Linked DNA regions of Homo sapiens: region 2 is linked to region 1. A link is a loop called in an ENCODE intact Hi-C map of the cell type or tissue named here. Cell type or tissue: chondrocyte. All regions are shown on one strand. Links, peaks and the distances in the headings refer to the core of each region. The heading gives the core; the rest is flanking DNA.

Evidence for each region. A loop is a pair of places that touch in the nucleus more often than their neighbours do. Peaks named below come from ENCODE experiments on the same cell type or tissue, not always from the same donor. Only the 100,000 strongest peaks of a DNase experiment are listed, where the experiment ranks them.
Region 2: a loop joins it to region 1, with 7 times the contacts of the local background. A loop is called at or near these places in 36 of 110 quality-filtered maps.

Annotation. Positions count from the first base shown.
Region 1 is chr7:12,317,966-12,325,919 of GRCh38, forward strand. No RefSeq gene overlaps it. Among named protein-coding and RNA genes, the nearest start is that of VWDE, 82 kb to the right of the region's middle. In chondrocyte, for the core only: CTCF peaks have their summits at 4,291, 4,522 (motif pointing left) and 4,727; no DNase peak of the experiment used is centred there.
Region 2 is chr7:11,832,717-11,839,622 of GRCh38, forward strand. No RefSeq gene overlaps it. Among named protein-coding and RNA genes, the nearest start is that of THSD7A, 4.0 kb to the left of the region's middle. RefSeq lists an enhancer at 1-159. In chondrocyte, for the core only: a CTCF peak has its summit at 2,753 (motif pointing right); no DNase peak of the experiment used is centred there.

The DNA.
Region 1 (7,954 bases), core at 1,726-6,725:
TCATTAATTCAATTTGAACTCTCAAACTCAGTCCTTTAAAAGTTTCAGAATTTGTACATAAAAGACACTCTACAAACTTACAAGTAGGAAACATTATTTTATGGTATATTTGCTCCCACAAATTTAGGCAAATGTGAGCTTTTTGCTTGAATTATTCAAGTCTAAACTCTGCCATAAATGTAACCTGTAAATATTTAAACTAATGCAAACAAAAGAACTTGGTTTTATCATTTTGATATGTAGTATCTCTCTGCCCCACCACCCCCTTGTCTGGTGTTATCAGAAATACAGTTTGATAACATGAATCAAGCTAATAACATTAGCTTATGACTGATTACCTGTACAGTTTGGCCTGATACAAAAATTCTGCGTAATTAATTTTAATCTTACAATAACACTGGTGGGACTGTAGACCATTTCCCTTAATTTAAATACATAATTTGCAACTTGAATACATCTGCAATAATGAAATGTCAGAATCTTTTACTCTGAAAAGAGCATAACTATAAATACAACTAAAATTTTATACACATAACTTTTTTTATTAATTTTATTGCCCCTCTTGAATTAAGAAAAATAATGCAATGATTCTTTAATTTTCAACTCATATTATTCTTAAAGTCCCTAAATTGGTATTTCCAAAAAGCTGCATTAAGGCTAATTGAAGATTCTGCAAAAGATACATTATGAAACTAAGATAACTATAAAAATGTTAAGTAGTACAAATACATATAAAGTAATATATAAAATCTACTTAAATCACCCCTTACCTCCCAATCCCACTCCCCTGAGGTAACAAATCTTAATTATTTGGTATCAGTCTTTTTATACATTTTCTATAATACTAAAAACTTATGTGTATTCACATATATGTGTGGGGGCCAAAGGCTCTTGGAAGATTCTCTGAAAAATCAACTCACAAAAGGCAGATTTATAGAAGAAAAAGCATACAAATTTATTTAACATGTATACATGGGAGCTTTCAGAAGACTCAAGGATACAGAAGAAATTGTCAATGTTTATGTTTAGGTTATGGATAGCCATGTAGAAACATGATCGGACAAAAAGGGCAAGATATAATGATAATGGGCTGAGTGGGGAAACTCTGGCTGTCTAGATTCTTCTGAGCATGCATTCCCTCCTTGGTGTGAGGAAGAGCCCTCTCTAGAATGGGGGTCTCATGATCTACAGTCAAACAAGGTATGTCAGACAATTTCTTTATGGCCAGTTTTTACACAGAAAGGCAAGGGAAAAATAGAGTAATATTATTAGGTTTTATGACTAGCTTTGGAGAAAAGGGGCTCTGATTTCTGTGACCTGCCTTGGGGAAGAGAGATTCTAGTTTTTATGGCTAGCCTCCAGGGAGAACACGACTGAGAGACAGGGGAACAGGAAAAGGTCAGAAAAAAACTTTTGCTCTGAGGCTGCTGCGGAGGCCTTCATTTTAAAATACTGTTTTCTGAGCCCCATCATATGAAAACATATGCATTTTTAAATTGGAGTATACTATATTTATTGTCTGGAAATATTTCTCTCATCTTTTCATCTAACATAGTCATCTTCATACAATATAAGATATAGCTCTACATTAATGATTGTTTTATTGGCTATATAGAAATCTCATGGCTTGAAATATAATGATATAACTATTTTTCTATTAATGATCACTTAACATTTTATTATTTTATAATTGTTAATTTATCACATATAATTTATTTTTAAATTTTAATATTAAAAACCATGCTACAATAAATGTTTTTGGAGATAGAATTTTACTCTAAGCATTGTCTCTCTTAAATGGCTATTTCTAAATTTCCACTGATCGGTCTCCTTTTATAGCACTGCTCTTAAAGGGGAAATAACTCAAGTTTGGTCCTCAAAGGTTACACATCTTGATTTTAATTTGTATTTGTTAATCTAATTCAATTATTGTTCAATATTAGCTGAAGTATTCAGGCCAACTTCAACTCAAATGAGCAACTTAAAAATAAGAAAAAAGCTAAGAAGGTGGATGTTATGTGTTCTCACCATAAATACAACTATATGAAGTAATGCATTCACTAGTTAGCTAGATTTAACCATTTCACAACATATATATACTACAAATCGTGTTATACATGGCAAATACATATACTTTTATGTCAATTAAAAATAAATTTGAGAAAAAAGAAATAAAGTTGATTGTATAGTTTATCTATTTCAGAACAAAAACTGTAATATGGGAGTTTAAGCATGTTTACTTTCTCTGACAGTTTGGTAGGTATAATAAAAAATTTACCTTGTTTTTTTAAAAAATAAGTAGCAGTCATTTTAATTAATTGCAATGTGGCTTTTAAAAAGAGCTTGAGGCCTAATTAGTTAAAATCTTACATGTGTATTTTCAGCATGAGTGTTCTATTAGAAGCTAAAAACTGGTTACTCATTTATTTTTAACCATGCTCATCATTTTAGTATTCCCTGATGGTGGGGAAATCTAACATTCTTTTTCTAGCAAGTTGTCTCACTGCTGCTTACTAACAGGTACTGGCAGAGCCTGTAATCTGCCTACCCACAAAGGTTAGAAATGAATTTTGGCATTTTGGTGGACACTCAATATTTACCCACTTGGAAGACAACAATAGTGCTCAAAACAATGAGATATATAAATTTCCTTGTTCGGTTTAACGGTGGCTGGAAGATAAGTCACTCAAGCAGTGCTGACAGGTATTACTCTGTCTGAGATCTCTGTTCTCTCATTTGAGAAGAAAAAACAACAAATTCCTTGTCACCCTCTTCCTTTCTAGTGCAAATCTAAGACTGGAAGTTTTTTTGAACATATTATGCATCAGGACTTGATCATTAACTGGAAACTACCTTCTGTCCTCTCTAGTTCATTGCTCCTCTTGGTTCAGCCCTATGGATCTAGAAAAATCTCACCCTTGCTCCACACACAGAGCCAGGCAGACAGCCCAGAGACAACCCTCAAAGTGAGCAATTTAGGTTTTGTTCTGGTAGCACAAAATTCCATTTCCTCTAGTTATTTTTTCTTTTATAGAAATGAAAATAAAATAAAAGTATATTTTTCAAAATATTTGCCTGTGATTTATGTAAGTACCCACATGTTAAACCAAACTCTGTTGCTGCCTTGCAATATTTTCCTGGATTGAACCAGCCAGTATCCTTCAAGTCTTCTATGTAGGCCAATCACTATTAGAAATGAGTGGTCAGAATATATTTGTCTGTAATGTTTAATTTACTTCATCTGTAATGCTGCAGCCGGGGTATTTTATGGCATTACACTGGAAATGGCTTGACTCTTTGATATGGGGAGATAGATCTCAGGTCAAAACCCAAGGAATAATTGATTATTTTCACAAGAAGAGGGTTGAAAACTAATATCCTCCCCTCCTACAGTCCTCAGAAAATATCAGCCAGCAGTGAGAATGCATCATCAGAGAATGCTGATGTAATAGGCAGACAGATCAGGGAGATGAAGTATCACACAGTCACCATCTCCATTAACTAATGTAGGAGGAAGCATCAAAGTTGTCCACAAAAAATAATTGACAGGTCTTGGTGCCTAAAGACACATACACAAGCCGTAAGAATTTCCTTTCATTTAGTAATCAGAGCCCTCAACAAAGAAAGGAACCTCTTAGCTTGGGCAGCATTAAAACAAAACACTGAAGGAAGTACAGATGATTATCTTGAGATCTTAGACGAAACCAAACTAGACCCTAACAATATCGCTTGACCATATTATCGAGGATTATAACCAATTCCTTGGTGAGGAAGATTAAAGTTTGATAATAGAATCTACTTTATATACATTGTATCTATACCTATTTGTCTAATCTATCATCACCTGTATATCATCTATGAAATTAGAAAATAAATTGGGATAATTCTCACTATAATGTGTATGTCCAGTAAGTTTCATTATTGTTCTTAAGCTCATAGTGTCTCTAATCAAAGACTCTCTAGATACAGTCATGTCCAGATATATAGTTGGGAGAAATCCACTTACTTCAGACAAACTTATGGTTTTTGTCTGAAGAAGCATATTTAAGAAAACATTATCCCTTACAAAGACTTTATTTTCTGTCAGGGTGTGCTACATATTGACTTACTATTTCTCAGTGACAGGGGAAAAGGCATAATCTTGAAATATTTGAAAGTACTGGCTATCTTCACAGTTTTTTTCCAAGTTCAATGTATACAGGAAGTAAAAAATGTTTTCTGCCCAACCTAATATTACTCAGAGAAATTTTAATCTCAGACGGATTCAGTTAAGTCACCAAATCTTCGAAGGAAAGTAGTATCTTTTACAAGCACAATGAGAATTTTTAACTGCTCTCAGACAAGTGGCTATAATTATTGGAGATTATCAGGTATAACTAAGACTCTAGGCTCACAGGAAAAACTGATGTCATATTAATTATGAAGAATTTTATTTTTGAAAAATGTCATGTTTGCCTTAAATATTTAATATTTTCTCTTATCAAAATGTGTTACCTGGGAACTGAGGATCTAGCACCATCTGCAGGCAAAATAAGCTAATTTCATCTGGCAGTAGAAACAATTTTACAGAAGTTTAAAACAGGTTAAAATTCTTTCAACAATGATGTATAAGTCTGTCCTTACAATAAAAAAATAAATTGGAATGCCACCTGCTTTGTCCTCCGTTTCTTTTATTTTCTCAAAGCATCTGCAGTGGCCGTTGATAAGAGTACTGTAGTCTCTGAACTGGTATGCTTAAGACTACAATACTCTTGCCAGGAAGGGCCCCATTTTGATCAGCGGGGGAGGTACATCGGCTATGGCCCACAGTATTTTTAAAGGCCCACAAAAATGTTTCATGTCTTTTAAAATCAGTATTAAAAAACTTTTAGGTCAAATAAACTATTTTAATATATGATATTAACGTATTCATCTTTATATCAACCCAGTTATAAAATATACTTTTTGATATTTTTAAATGGAGAGAGGGGTCTGTGAAGACAAAAGTGCCGAGGGCCCACTAAGTTCAAAAGGGTCTTTTTTGGAGGCTGATGGCTAGAGTCCAAAGAACTACACAGGTGAATACGGAGGGGAATCAACTTAACCCTGGTTAACTACTTAGAACACAGCTTGGCACGCATTCAGCTCTCAATTTGAGTCATTATATGCCAGCTACCTTTAGCCTTCTTAGTCTGGTTCTCACTACTTGTATGCCAGAGCTTATTTAAAGTTCATGTTTGCATATTTTGTTTTTAATCTCACATCTTAATTAGTGCTTTTTAAAGTTAATCAGTGAACAAAATTACCAACATATAGTAATCATTGGAAAACTCTAAAATCCAAACAGAGAAGTCTTCCTGTCATTTCTTCAGCTGGTATGACTGATTCATCTTTAGCAACAACAAAAAATAACAAAATGCATGTGTTGGGGATTTAGATAACAACCATTGTGAAAAATTATTTGCAATTATATTAGCCCATTTTCACACCACTCTGAAGAACTACGTGAGACTGGCTAATTTATAAAGAAAGAGGTTTAACTGACTCACAGTTCCATATGGCTGAGAGGACTCGGGAAACTTAAAATCATGACGAAAGGCGGAGGAGAAGCAAGCACGTTCTTCACACAGCAGCAGGAGAGGACGGGGTGGGGGAAGTGCCACACTTTTAAACCATTCGATCTCGTGAGAACTCACTCACTATGACGAGAACATCATGGGGAAACCACCTTCATGATCCAACCACCTTCTACCAAGTCCCTCCCTCGACAAGTGGGGATTACAATTTGAGATGAAATTTGGATAGGGACACACACAGAGCCACAGCATATCAATAATAATCTCATTTTAAATTTAAAATTACACAGTACTCTTATGATGTAAATATTTTTTATCCCCATTTTACAAATGAGGGAATTCACGTATAGAAGGAGGTAAAGTTCTCTGTGCGAGTACACACAACTGTGGTGAGTTAGAGCCAGGATCTGGGATCGAATTAAAATCCAGGTGCACCTGACTCTGAAGCCTCACAGCAATGTGTCCTGCAGCTGTCCTGCCTCCAGTTCTATTTCTACATGGTGCTCTTCGCAGACACCTCTCCACATACAAATGTATATCCACAGCTAGAACAAAACAAACTGGTAATTCTCAAATTCTTCTTGAAGTGAGTTTTTTTCAAAATATTTTTGTCCAACAAATAAATTAAATACCTCATTTTAACAGGCATATTTTTATTAACCCATAATGTGGATTGAAAAGCGGAAAGAAATATCTTTAATAAATTATCAAGTGATCTTGAGCCATTAAACATTCTTGGCTTTTTCTAAAAATAGATGATAGCATGTAGTTAATAGGCCTTGGTGTCAGATATGCATTCAAATACAATCACGGCAAAGTGTAAGCAGCAGGGTATTTAGGAAACAATTGGAGTTCTCTAGGCTTTGGTGTTGTCATCTGTAAAATAGAGAGAAATCTTTTCTCTCAAAAACTTGATTGTCTGAAAGATTGTTAATTAAAATCCCTAGCATCACGCTCAATACATTTTGGTTTTCTTTCTTCTAATTATCCCCACTTAATTTATTTAATTGATAATCACATAATTGATCTACTTCCACTCAGGAAAGCACTTCTGATTTTTATGGTGTGCTATTGAATAATTATGAAAATAAAGTGGATGCTGAGTGAAGAGGTTATCATACCTAGCAGTCTTTTGACAGAAATATTTGTCCATAGTAGTTTTAGTTTACCTGCCTTCAATAAATAAAGCAAAAATTGAAAATCTTTGACAACCAAGCTCTGAGAACTTTCTGAATTTAGAACTGTTGCCTTCCCAACTCAGAACATGAATGATATGGTTTGGCTGTGTCCCTATCCAAATCTCATCTTGAATTGTAGCTCCCATAACTCCCTTGTGTTATGGGAGGGATCCAGTGGGAGATAATTGAATCATGGGGATGATTTCCCCCATACTGTTCTCATGGTAGTGAATACGTCTCAAGAGATCTGGTAGTTTTATAAGGGGAAACCCCTTTCACTTGGGTCTCATTCTCTTGTCTCCCGCCATGTGAGACACCTTTGGTCATGACTGTGACACCTCCTCAGCCACGTGGAACTGTGAGTCCATTAAACCTCTTTCTTTTGTAAATTGCCCAGTCTTAGGTACGTCTTTATCAGCAGTGTGAAAATGAACTAATATAATGAGCTTCACCATAACTTAGCAAACAGCCAATTCCATCTGCCATGATTCTGCTGGCCCTGATCTGGGCTGATTGCCTAGGGATGGTCACTGGTTCACGCCCATCCAGTGGTACCAATTTCTGTGAGATTTTTCTCAGCCAAGACTTTTGAACTAAATGTCATGTCTTCTAGTCAATGGGTGGCAGTAATTGGAACAGAAAGATCATCACATTGATCTGCTGGCTACATTGAATCCTGAGGAAAATCAATAAAGAACAGCAATGGGCAAAGAGAATTAAAGATTTACAGAGAGGCCAAGAAGAGACAATCCATGCAGGTCCAGAAAGAGAAAAGAATGAGTCTCTTGATTGCTTCCTGGCTCCCATTAAACCCAGCCTCACTTCTTGTCTTGAATGCTGTATCTTTTTAATTAACCACCATGTCTATTGAGTTGAATCAAAGGAAGAAAAAAAAAAACCTTAACTCGATGGCTCCCACCTGGAAAAGGGGAGGCAGTTTCCACTAAAGTGGGGCTGTTAGAAAAAAGATAGAAAATTAGGAAAACTGAGGGTAGTTTCCCACTCTTCATTGCCAGGGATAGGTAGCAATCCAACATATCTGTCTGCTGCAAACTTGTCCTGGCCATTACAAGCCATGACTGTTTAAAGGAAATAGAGTGTCAAGGATGCTGCCCATATTTTCAACATCATCAAAGAGTTTAAGTGTTACATGATGAGGTCCTTGTGAGGCAAACTGAAAACTGGAGGAAATAAACTTGACAAGAATTGTAAACAGGTCAG
Region 2 (6,906 bases), core at 101-5,100, 490 kb before region 1:
ACTTGTCAAAATGCACTTAAACCCTTCTTTAAATGTTGTTTTTAACTTAATCTATTATCAATAAAAATATGAGCAATATTGATGCTCTGTGACAAATTAAATTGTCTTTTAATAGCCTTTAAAACTGAATTAGTGTTAATGAGTATTTGCAATGCTACCTAATTACATAAATACAATTGTACAAAAAAAAAACCCTTAAAATTAAAATTATATTTCAGGTATAGAGTTCTGTCCCTTCATCTACTTCTTTCCCTCAAAAATATGCTACTTCTAAGTATTCAGATAGTTGTGAGTCAAACTGAGTCAGTAATGCTGTCTGGATATCTTGGAATTAGTAAATTCTTCATTTAAAATTTCCCTGACACCGATTTTTCTTAACTCTTACTGTAGCAAAATGCCTGTCGCAATCTAAATAAGGAACCACATGTGTTTGCATCTTTTGTCCTTTGTGTTTTCACTTTCTTCTACCAGTAGTAATAGAAGAATGTGTGTGAAGTCGGATAATGCTTTCCCCTTTCTCCTTCTCCCTTTAGCTAATAATAATATATTTTATTATTAATTCATTTCACAGTAAAGCTAAAATAGTAGGCATTTAACCATTAAAAATTCAGCAAACGGAAAGCCAAAGAAAACTACTATCCCATCAGCAATTTTCAGCCAAATAAAATAAAATTTTAAAAGCAGGAAAACTACTTTTTATGAATTTACTCCAACATAGCTACCCTAGAGTTTAAGATGAGGAAGCTACTCTTTCTGAAAGAGGAAACCTTCCATAAGGCTCCCTTGGGACCCTTGTCATTTTGCAAAGCCTTCCAGACACAGCCCCTCTGCATGCATTAGATTAAAAGCGGGTTTGATCAAATAATTCCCAGGTCCTGCCTGTTTAAGTATTCTGACATCAGAGGAAATTAGCTACGTTGAAGGTTGCAAATTTGGTCTTTGTTTACTTTCCGCTCTGTTAGGCCTCTAAGAAGGAATTAAAAGCTCAGAGAGCCCGAGCGCTGTGAGTCTGTGATTAGGAGAGATAAGCTAGTGTGGCTTACTATTTCTTCACTCGTGAAAAACAGGCAACAATCAAAAGATTATAGGTTGATAAGGAATAAAAAGGAAGCCTGATCTTAACTAATGTATGGTTCCCTGAAGGATCACTTCTTTTGACAGTTACACCACAGAAGGAAATGGGACCTGCTATTGCTTCCTGGGTTCTGTCGTTTCAGGAAAATTTCCATGTCCACTCCACAAGGAATCATTTTCCCATCCTTTCTGCTTGTATTTCTCAGCTACTGTTAGTGCCCTAAACCTTGAAATCCTCTAACTCTGGCACAGGAAGTATTTCAAACTGGACATACTCTGCTAACAGCAGCCATTCTACGCATTCGTGGGAAGCGCCAATCAATTCACCAAGTGGGAATTCATTATATAACAGAGGACAGAGAGTCTGAGGAATTAAGTTAATGTGCAAGGTCATTTACCTAGCCCTTCAAAAAGCCATCCGACACTATACTTAATAGCTTATTGTCAAAAGAAATTTTAAGATTCTGACCTTTATATTTACCCATGGTGGTATAATAATAACTCAACTTGTCAAGAGTGTAAACATCATAGCTACAAATTCAAGCATTATACGGGGTCAATTTCTAGGTTCCAATTTGCTGCCATTTACAATACACAATTATGGTGATATGTTCTGCAGTACTGTTTCAAAATAGCCAACATTTGGTTTCCTTCTTTCAATTTCAACGTACACAAGGCCTAGGAGTCACACACACACATGCACATACACAAACACACACAATCATCAGCAAAGATATCTCTGAACAAGGTTAGAGAATCCAAGTCATATAAACATTTGTCTCCACACCTGCCACACATTTGTTCATAACAATGTCATTATTGCACTTGAGGACAAAAATGTATGGGTCTCTGAGGAGACAAAAGTGATGTATATATCCTGATATGTGTTCCTTTGTGAAAGGTATAGTGTCTAGGTAGATAAATCCTATCAATAAAACTGATAGATGGCAAGAGATAGCAAGACATAGCAATATTTGTTTCCTAGAATATGACATAAATAATAATACACAAATGTTTAATGACATGATGTCAAAATTTAGTCATGAGAAGTCTCAAGGATGCAGATTAAATTGACCATCTGTACAGCCTGCCATGAAGTAAATCGTTCGTCATTTTTCATGGAGAACTGTTCAAATATTAATGAGCCAGTGCGATAAAAGTTCTCCAAACCAATGAATGACAAATGCAAAGCATATTTTTTTAATATTTAGAAATGAAAAAATTCTAAACTTATCACCTCTCATGTGATAGGTGTCTTTATTCTGCCTCTATTAATTTTGCTATCATTTCTAAACTCCAGAGGTAAGGATGTGAACATACCTATACACATCTGTTTTCTCTTTTATTAGAACATAAACATATAAATATATATTACAACTCATGAGACTCATGACAATGACTTTTAGTCATTAGTATCAATATTTTAAAACAATTATGAAATATTCAGTTCCTTGATGGAAAGGGAAACAACTTTTAACATCAACAGTTTTATAATTATAAAAAAGTGAAGAAATATAGTTATTTATTGATAGTATTACATATGGAAATATCTAAAGATGTCCATTTTGAAATAAAAACTTAAAAATAATTCTCCACATAAATGCATTTTGCATCCTAAAAAATAAAAAATACCCAAAGGAATTCTATTTGTGCAACCTCTAGGTGTCACACTTGACCAAGATTTGGATGAGACAAAATTTATTTTGGGCTTCTTTCTATCCTCCCCTTCCCTTGACACCCACCCACCAAGTTTATAGGTACACCTCATTTTACTGTGCTTTACACATATTTTTGTTTGTTTGTTTGTTTAACAAATTTAAGGCTTGTGACAACTTGGCATTGAGCAAGTCTATCAACATAATTTTTCCCACATGAAGTGCTCACTTCATGTCTCTATCACATTTTGGTAATTTTCATAATTTTTCAAATGTTGTCACTATTATTCTATCTGTTATGGTGATCTGTGATCTGTGATCTTTGATGTTACTGTTGTAATTATTTTGGGGCACCACATACTGTGCCCATATAAAATAGCAAACTAAATTAATGAATGTTGTTGTGTATTCTGACTTCTCCACCAACAGGCTGTTTCCCTATCTCTCTCTCGTTGGGCCTCCCTTTTCCCTGAGACATATGAATATTGAAATTAGGCTAATTAATAACCCTACAATGGCTTTTAAGCGTTCAAGTGAAAAGAAGAATTACAAGTCTCTCATTTTCAATCAAAAGCCTAAAATTATTAAGCTTATTAGGGAAGGCATATCAAAAGCCAAGATAGGCCAAAAGCTAGGCCTCTTGCACCAGTTAGCCAAGTTGTGAATGCAAAGGAAAGTTCTTGAAGAAAATTAAAAGTACTACTTTAGCAAATACACATATGAAAGGAAGCAAAACAGCCTTATTGCTGATATGGAGAAAGCTTTAGTGATCTAGATAGAAGATCAAATCAGCCACAACATTCCTTTAAACCAAAGCCTAATCCAGAGAAAGGCCCCAATTCTATTTAAACCTGTAAAGACCAAATGACATGAGGAAGCTGCAGAAAAGTGTGAAGCTGGCAGAGACTGTTTCATAAGGTTTAAGGAAAGAAGCCATGTTCACAACAAAATTGCAAGGTGAAGCAGCTGTAGCAAGCTACTCAGAAGATGTAGCTAAGATCACTGATGAAAGTAGCCACATTAAACAATTTTCAACATAAACAGATGAAAGTACCTACATTAAACAATCAATTTTCAACATAAATGAAAAAAGCCTTCTATTAGAGGAATATGCCATCTAAAATTTTAATAGCTAGAGAGGAGAAGTCAATGCTTGGCTTTAAAATTTCAAAGGACAGGTTGACTCTCTTGTTAGGGTCTAATTCAGCTGGTGATTTTAAGTTGAAGCCAATGCTTACTTACCATTCTGAAAATCCTAGGGCCCTCCAGAATGTACTAAATCTACTCTGCCTGTGCTCTATAAAGGTAACAATAAAGGTGAATAACTGCCCATCTCTTTAGAGCATGGTTTACTGAATATTTTAAGCCCATTGTTGAGATCTACTGATCAGAAAATAAGATCTCTAATGGAGATATACAGGATATTAATATTTTCATACCTGATAATACAACATCAACTCTGCAGCCCGTGGTTCAAGGAGTAATTTTGACTTTCAAGTCATTATTTAAGGAATATATTTTGTAAGGTTTAAGCTTCCTTACATTATAATTCGTCTAATGGATCTGGGCAAACTCACTTGAAAACTTTCTAGAAAGGGTTCACCATTCTAGATACCTTTAAGAGCATTGATGTTTTATGGGAAGAAGTCAAAATACAAATATTAACAGGTTTGAAAGAAGTTGATTTCAACCCTCATGAATGACTTCTAGGGGTTCAAGACTTCTCTGGAGGAAGTCAATACAGATGCAGTTAAAAAAGCAAGAACACTAGAATTGAAAGTGGAGTCTAAAGATGTGATTCAATTGTTTCAGTCTCCCGATAAAATATGAACACATGAGGAGTTGCTTCTTAGGAATGAGCAAATAAAGTAGTTTCTTGAAATGGAATTTACTTCAGGTGAAGATACTATGAAGAGCGTTGAAATGACAACAAAGGATTTAGAATGTTACATAAATTTAGTTAATAAAGCAATGGCAGGATTTGAGATGATTGACTCCAATTTTGAAAGCAGTTCTACTGTGGTTAAAATGCTATCAAACAGCATCACATATTACACAGAAAGCTTTCATGAAAGGAAGAGACCATCAATGCAGCAAACTTCATTGCTGTCTTATTTAAGAAATTGCCATAACCACCTTAACCTTCAGCAACTACCACCCTGATTAGTTAGCAGCCATTGACATCAAGGCAACACCTGCTACCAGCAAGAAGACTACAATTTGCTGAAGGCTCAGATGATCATAGGCATTTTTTAGCAATAAAGTATTTTAAAATTATGTACATTTTTAGACATAATGCTATTGCATACTGAATAGACTATAGTATAGTTTAACAATAACTTTTATATGCCTTCGGAAACCAAAATATTAGCATAACTTGCTTTATTGTATTTGCTTTATTTCAATAGTCTGAAACCGATTTCTCTATAACTCTGAGGTATGCCTTTATTAAAAGACAGAAATTTTCATCTTTTATCTTTACAAGTAGCTATATATTTTACTTTTTTGTTTTTTCAAATTCCGGCTTTAGTATTTCTTCTCTCTTTTCTTTCCCATTTCTTTCCTTTTTTTTTTTTTTCTTAATAGACACTGTTTTGTTGTTGGTTTGTTGGTTGTTTGGTTGTTTTGGTGGTTTGTAAATTTACGTATGAGGGACGAGCAGATTTTAAATTTCAGATTGTTTTACATAAAATTAATCTCATTGTTTCTCCATTTTATTCATTAAAAAACCTGTTTGAAAATAAAATCTGCTGCAAATGATTGGACCCCTTGATTTTAACATCAGGTGAAAAAATACAGTATTCTGTTTCAGAACCTTTCAGAGTTTGGGGAATGGATTGCTCACTGCAGGACTTACAATGAGGAAGAACCTCATCCCAGATGGAACGTAAGGAATCAAAAGACCCTGGCACTAGGTAGCAGAAATATTGTTAAACATTTTTTACTAGTGGTATTCTTGCCAAACTCTTTCAAAAAATTGAAGATGAAAACATTCTTCCTAACTCATTCTATGAGTATAGCATTATCTTAATACCCAAACTAGACAATGACACAACAATGAAAGAAAACTACAGGCCAATATTGCTAATAAACAGAGATTCAAATATTCTTGACAAAATAATAGCAAGCTAATTCCAACCACATATCAAAAATAATATACCACAATCAAGTGGGTTTTATCTCAGAGATGAAAGGATGGCTCAATATGTATAAATCAATAAAGCGATATATCACCTCAACAAGATGAAGGTCAAAAATATATTATCACCTAAAAAGATATAGAAAACAGCATTTGATAAAATCAACATCTTGTCATGATAAAAACTGTCAACAAATTAGGTATAGAAGGAACATATCTCAATGAAATAAACACATATATGTTATATATATGACAAACCCATAGCTAACATTATACTCAACTATAAACTTCCCTCTTAGGACTACTTTTGCCAAATCCTATGAGATTTAGTATGTTCCATTTCCATTTTCATTTGTCTCAAGTTTCTTTAATTTCCCTTCTAATGTCTTCATTGACTCAATTGTTCAGGAATGTGTTGTTTAATTTCCATGTATTTAAAAATTTTAAACGTTCTTTATATTATTGTTTTCTCTTTATTCCATTGTAGTCAGAAAAGACACTTGATATTATTTAAATCTTCTTAAGTTTGTTAAGACTCATTTTCTGGCATAACATGATCTGTCTTGGGAGAGTACTCCATGTGCACTTGAGAAGACTATGTATTCTACAGCTACTGGGTGGAATGTTTTGTTTATGTCTGTTAGGTCCATTCAGGCTAGAGTATAGTTTAAGTCCAGTGTTTTCTTATTGATTTTCTGTCTGGATAATGTGTCCATTGCTGAAAGTGGGGTGCTGAAGGCCCCTACTTTAATTTTATTGTAGTCTCTCTCGGCTATATTAATATTTGATTTACATATTTAGGTGCTCCAATGTTGAGTGCATATATATTTACAATTATTATATCCTCTTGCTGAACTGAGGTTTTTATCATTATATAATAACCTTCATTTTCTCTTTGTTTCTTTTTACAGTTTTGACTTAACATCTATTTTATCTGATACAGGTATAGTTACTCCTGCTCTTTTTTTGTTTTTATTTGCAAGAAATATCTTTTCCATCTCTTTACTCAACATATGTGTATCCTTAAGACGCATATAG